2 separate regions of the Homo sapiens genome follow, and region 1 is linked to region 2. The links are chromatin contacts, found by Hi-C or POLR2A ChIA-PET in ENCODE. All regions are on one chromosome and are shown on one strand. The core of a region is the stretch at or near the end of the contact, and the rest is flanking DNA. Distances in the headings are between cores, read along the strand shown. Region 1 overlaps LINC02421 (long intergenic non-protein coding RNA 2421). Region 2 overlaps LOC105369812 (a long non-coding RNA gene).

The links. Hi-C counts contacts between places; a loop is a spot of excess contacts on that map. ChIA-PET counts read pairs that join two places held with the same protein, here RNA polymerase II (POLR2A). Pooled maps may share reads with other maps.
Region 1: a loop to region 2 is called in a pooled map, with 1.9 times the contacts of the local background. The contact joins two enhancer-like sites. A Hi-C loop is called at or near these places in 4 of 37 single-sample maps with no recorded cell type and 5 of 50 pooled maps. POLR2A ChIA-PET finds 5 or more read pairs at or near these places in 3 of 52 experiments (Caco-2, IMR-90 and activated CD4-positive, alpha-beta T cell).

What each region holds. Positions count from the first base shown.
Region 1 is chr12:67,718,682-67,721,915 of GRCh38, reverse strand. The region is part of intron 2 of LINC02421 (long intergenic non-protein coding RNA 2421); the gene reads left to right. Among named protein-coding and RNA genes, the nearest start is that of LINC02421, 9.2 kb to the left of the region's middle. Within about 2 kb of position 1,560, at least 7 of the 41 ENCODE cell types and tissues checked have a DNase peak (open chromatin) inside an H3K27ac peak, as active enhancers do.
Region 2 is chr12:67,457,850-67,460,947 of GRCh38, reverse strand. All of the region lies in intron 4 of LOC105369812 (a long non-coding RNA gene), which reads right to left. Among named protein-coding and RNA genes, the nearest start is that of LINC02420, 17 kb to the right of the region's middle. Within about 2 kb of position 1,592, at least 5 of the 41 ENCODE cell types and tissues checked have a DNase peak (open chromatin) inside an H3K27ac peak, as active enhancers do.

The DNA of each region.
Region 1 (3,234 bases), core at 311-2,810, 260 kb before region 2:
GGCCCTAATGAATATATCTTGATGTATAGACATATGAAAATATATTGAAATTTGATCTTGTGGAAGCTATCTGAATTATATTTCTTCAAAATATAATTATGTAAACAGCCCTTAACCCAATGACTGTACTCTTGAAAACATATTACATGATATTGTGTATAATAAATTGCATTTTACTTGCATTTCATTGATATTTAAAAGACTCTTCCAGTGAATCCTTCTGTAAATTCATTATGCCTTTTTAAAGTGAATAATCACTCCTTCATTTATCTGTTGTTAACATATGTTCCCTAAAGCAGGGCACACCCACAGTAAAGATTACTGTAATCATATGAGTTGTCACTGAGATGACCAGTGGAATTCTCTGCATGGCCCTTGTTATTTTGGTCCTTGTCTGTCTTTCTTTCGGTTCCTGAAGTGCCAGCTCCACATGATCTTGGTGTGTACTAACACATAGCTAAGCAACCAAAATGGATAAGGAAAACAGTTCCCTTTACAAGGTCAGCCAAGTGCTGTAATTCCAAAGCACTGCACTGTATTCGGCTACCTACAATTCCTGGACATTGAGGGCAACCTGCCCTTCCCGTTGGCATTGTGCCAGTCTTAAGAGCCTTCAATGGCCATCGCAAGCCCATGTTGGTAGAGTGCCACTAATACAGTGCCTGAGAGAACATAAAGCTCTCCCACTCTCACCTGGAAGAGGATGGCTCCTGAAAAGCAAACTTATTGTTTAAAAGCATTGTTGAAACAAGCTGGAGAAGCAATAGAGTAAGAATTGTGAGGAGGGACAGGAGCTGTTACAACTTTGCAATCAGACAATCAGCCAGTTACCTTCTTAACTGTGTTCTCAGGGAAGTTCCTTAACCCCCTAAGACTTCAGTGTCCTCCTAGATAAACTGCAACTAGTAAGGATGCTTATCTAATAGGTACCATGGGCAGTAAGTGTGAGAATGGATATAAAATACAGTATCAGACGCATCATTATTGCTCTAAAATTATTAGCTATTATGATGGTTATATTTCTACTGCACATGCCAGCTCATCGACAATTTATGAAGCCTTTAAAACCAGGCTTGACAACACATATGGCATAGATAACAGGATGATTTTCAGTGGCTTAGAATTTGACCCCATCCTCCTGCTCCCAAAACCACAACTTTTAAAAGCTGTAGCCACCATAAATTTTAAGAGGTGTCGTGTTGCAGATAAATAAACACAGACTTTGCCCTCAGATAGATAGGGATTCAAATTTCAGTATCATAGATGAGACTTCCCTTTTCCCTTCCTAAAGATATCCAGATTTTTTATTTAGACATCAGTCCCTCCTCCCCACAACCCACATGCTTCAGGGGAACTGGCCCAGACAGTAGACTTAATGGGCCTATGGGAAATTCCAGCCCCCTTGCCAGGGTGATTGGCTCAAGAATTCAGGCCTCAGCCAATGAGGTCATTAATCCCCTGAGACAAGGACTGATTTAATAATAGACCAATGATACGTGAGGAGGGAAGTAGCAGTCACGAGAATGCACCCAGAACACCTCCTTCTATGGCAGCATAATTGACCAAGGGCCCCAGCTGCTGCACTTTGGAATCCATCCCCAAGTTTGTGAATCCTAAGGAATACTAAGACAGACTAATTTCTGGGAGACACAACTCCTTTGTCAGCTGATTTGGGGTGAAGGATTCCCCTAAGATTTGCTTCGACTGCACAGTATAAGGCACTTCCATTCGGCCTTTCTCTCCCTTTCCTTTAATTGAAGTCAAATTTCCATCAGTGCCTGACGCTCTTGCAGCCTTCCCAGCTCCCTGCCTATTTCCATTTACACATTCATTTTCCCTAGTAAAATCCGAGCACATATCAGTCCATCTTAACATCTGCTTCTTGAAAGACCCTGACTAACACCAAAACTTTCCCGGAAATTTTGAGGAAATAAGTTTCTTTGTTCTTAAGAGGTAGGCACTGGGGAAATGCTCTTTTTTGCTCTGGATTTTATGAATATCATGGAAAGCCTAGAATTGCTCCAGCCATTTTCCTAACAAGAGTTGTCTTCTCCAGGTTAAATATTCCTAGATTCTTCTACCTTTCTTTATACTAAATGGTTTTCAAACCACTTACTATTGACAGGTGACAGCGTGCTGGCAGTCCTCACAGCCCTGGCTCGCTCTCGGCGCCTCCTCTGCCTGGGCTCCCACTTTGGCGGCACTTGAGGAGCCTTTCAGCCCACCGCTGCACTGTGGGAGCTCCTTTCTGGGCTGGCCAAGGCCAGAGCCGGCTCCCTCAGCTTGCAGGGAGGTGTGGAGGGAGAGGTGCGAGCTAGAACTGGGGCTGCGCGCAGCGCTTGCGGGCCAGCTGGAGTTCCGGGTGGGCGGGGGCTTCGCGGCCCCGCACTCGGAGCAGCCGGCCGGCCCTGCCGGCCCCGGGCAATGAGGGGCTTAGCACCCGGGCCAGCGGCTGCGGAGGGTGTACTGGGTCCCCCAGCAGTGCTAGCCCACCGGCGCTGCGCTCGATTTCTCACTGGGCCTTAGCTGCCTTCCCGCGGGGCAGGGCTCGGGACCTGCAGCCCGCCATGCCTGAGCCTCCCACCCCCTCCGTGGGCTCCTGTGCGGCCCAAGCCTCCCCGATGAGCAACGCCCCCTGCTCCACGGCGCCCAGTACCATCAACCACCCAAGGGCTGAGGAGTGCGGGCGCACGGCGCGGGACTGGCAGGCAGCTCCACCTGCAGCCCCTGTGCGGGATCCACTGGGTGAAGCCAGCTGGGCTCCTGAGTCTGGTGGGGACGTGGAGAACCTTTATGTCCAGCTCAGGGATTGTAAATACACCAATCAGCACCCTGTGTCTAGCTCAGGGTTTGTGAATGCACCAATGGACACTCTGTATCTAGCTACTCTGGTGGGGCTTGGAGAACCTTTATGTCTAGTTCAGGGATTGTAAATACACCAATTGGCACTCTGTATCTAGCTCAAGGTTTGTAAACACACCAATCAGCACCCTGTGTCTAGCTCAGGGTTTGTGAATGCACCAATCGACACTGTATCTAGCTACTCTGGTGGGGACTTGGAGAACCTTTGTGTTGACACTCTGTATCTAACTAATCTAGTGGAGATGTGGAGAACCTTTGTGTGTAGCTCAGGGATTGTAAACGCACCAATCAGCACCCTGTCAAAACAGACCACTCAGCTCTACCAATCAGCAGGATATGGGTGGGGCCAGATAAGAGAATAAAAGCAGGCTG
Region 2 (3,098 bases), core at 343-2,842:
GAACATTATTTTTCTTTTTTCTTTCTTTTCTTTTTTTCTTTTTATTTTGAGACAGGGTCTCACTCTGTCATCCACGTTGGAGTACAGTGGTGTGATCTCTGCTCACTGCAACCCCCACCTCCTGAGCTCAAGTGATTCTCAAGCCTCAGCATCCCGAGTAGCTGGGATTACAGGTACACACCAGCATGCCTGGCTAATTTTTGTATTTTTTGTAGAGATAGGGTTTTGCCATGTTGACCAGGCTTGTCTCGAACTCCTGACCTCAAGTGATCTGCCTGTCTTGGCCTCTCAAAGTGCTGGAATTACAGGAATGAGCCACCGCGCCCAGCCCATGATATTTCTTTTTAGGGAGTACACTTTTACTGCTTCCACTTGATAATCGTCTAGGAAACTCTGCGGTTGACATTCATATGCATGGACTGTGTGCATAGGTAGAATTCCGTCCTTTATTTCTAAATCCAAGGTCTCAGTGACAGCATTTAATCCTTCTGAGTGTTAGGCACCAGGTTATTGATTTATTTGGCTTAAGCTGTGTTTGTATTACAGCTGAATGCATAGATTGTAAGCTCCCTACAGGCAAAATATAATTCACATTGTACAATTTAGAGGTGTTATTTTTGATAATGATAATTATATGTCTTCAATATTCCATCAAAAGCTTTGAAAGAGTTGCCATAATATGGTATTAAATCTTCAAAAGACTTGGCTTTCTTTTAATTTCAACAAATATTAGTAGAAAAATCCTCAAGGCCAGACAACGGGACAAGCCCCTAATTTAGTAATAAAGACAGGAAAATATTTATTGGGGGTGATATAAAATAATTTCCATAGGCCCATTATAGTAAAGAGCTCAAGGCTAGTATGAGGAAAGCATGAATAGAGTTTTGCAATGAAACTAAACTACAGGTAAAACTCCAGGTTGGAATATAAACGTTCTTTCTTATATCTGAAATGAGGGTAAGATTAAAGAAAGGCTGGGCATTGAGTTTCTGTTCTTCTTTAGCGTACTCCAGTATAAGGCAAGAAACATTCACATACATATGCAGAAAAGGGAAGGGGATTCTAACTGCAGACTCCCTGGCATCTAAGTCTCAGATATTGTTGGAACAATAGGAACCCGTCGATACCATCAGACCTATGAGCATAGTTGTTATTGCTTCCAAGATCTACTGATGTCACAGCTTGTGAGGTGTGTGACTGTGCACTTTCTAAATACGGGCTGCCCTCTTACTGCCATCTCACCCAACAAGGCTCATTGGTAAGATGGCAAACACAGGAGGTCAATAAACCCCTGCAAAATAAGATCTACATTTTTATCTCTTCTGTCCTTTGACTCTGCATGACTTGAAGAAACTGGGTAGTAGATTCTGTTGGGAAGTTTTCCAAATAGAAAGAACAAGCCAAGCAAAATAAAGAATGACCTTTCTTTCAAGAACCTTTTTTTTTTTTAAGTATTCACTTGAAAAGACACCAAGGCATCCTTCCTCTACTCTCTCCATTCCTACTCCAACCACAGCAATTGCCTGTCTACAGAAATAACCCTTAAGAAGTGGTTGGGAAATGAATGTGATGCCTGCCATCCTGGGCTGGTGCTCACTCACCCCCCATAGTCTGGAAAGTCTTGGTCCTCGTAAATCTCATGTGCTGTGTCCTTGCTGCCATGCCAATGTTCTATTTCAAGGTCTACTACTCTGACCCTACATAATAAAGAGTCATTAATTATCTCATGTTCACACTAGTCATCATTACTGGGGTCTGACTTAGCATTTCATCTAGTAACAGCATTTTAGGGATTAAACTTTCTTAGATTTACATTCCAATGGCAATATTACCATGTACTCAAAATGCAAGTAAGTCCAACTTTTAACAAATAATACTCTCACAGTTACTTAGCAAATCAAGAAATAAATATTTTAACAGCTGAAATTTTGTCTGTTACAGCTTTTTCAAATAGAAAAAAACTGTCTATTAGAAAATAAAAAATATTTTTATTATTAATTTTATTTTTTAAAAATAATGCTGTTAATGCTAGAAAGGATGTAAAAGTTGCACAACCCTTTTACAATTGTAAAACCGTTTGATTTCTTAGATGTGAAAACTTTCATAGTAATAATACATTATTTAATAAAAATGGAGAACCCAAACCCCTATACACTGTTATCAATGAGCCTGTGACTCTTGCGTGAATGAGTGAAAAACACTCTGTATTTGGAGATCTCTCTGCCAGGGATGCCTATTTCTCTTCTCATCTGAGGTCTGGCGGTTGATGGAATAGACAGAGACTGCCCAACTATGGCCACAGGGTAGGATTCCTTTGCAGAATAAAGAGAACTTGTGGACCCAAAGAGAAGAATTCCTCCTAGATCAAGCCTCACTGGAAAATTCCACTTTAATCCATGAATCAGAGGGAAAAACTGGAGCCAGCCCTGTCTGAAAGTCTAGCAGTTCCTAACCAGTGCTGAGCCTGTGAAACTCATAGTCTAGCAGGAGGTCGCTGTGGCATCAGCTGACAAGTTGAGTCTTGCTTAAAACAAATTCTGTCGGAGCCATGGTGATTTCTTGGTTCTTCCAGGACTTGGGGAGGACTTCAGAGAAAAGGCAAAAATGCTGAGCATGAAATTATTCTGAAGATATGGAACGCATGGAGAAAGAGTCCCTACTCCCCACTCCCGAAGCAGGAACTCTTGGCTTTTCAATTTCGTATTCTCCATCCAGAGAAATTCCCAAGGAGGCACCACACTCCCAGTTCTCCCTTTTTCCTTGCCTTCCCAACAGCTACACAGAACTAAGAAAAGGCCATCATTGCGAGGGTGGAAGAGAAGATCTTGAAATACTCATCATCGTGTTTTCTTTTTCAGCACTTCCTGTCCTTTCCCCTAGTGGGCAGAAGGATCCACTTGGCCTGAAGAAGAATTAGAGTTATGACTGGAAGGCCGAGGGAAAGGAGAAGTTATTGTTCTGAAGTTTTGTTTCCACCCAGGCTCAGGAGGAAAGGCAGTTCAGAGAGTTTCTGCTCAAAGATTTGTGGGCGGCCACTACCAGGAGGGCTGCTGTGAATCTGGCTGGCTCCTGTCACGAGCACAAGACTCTGCCCCCTC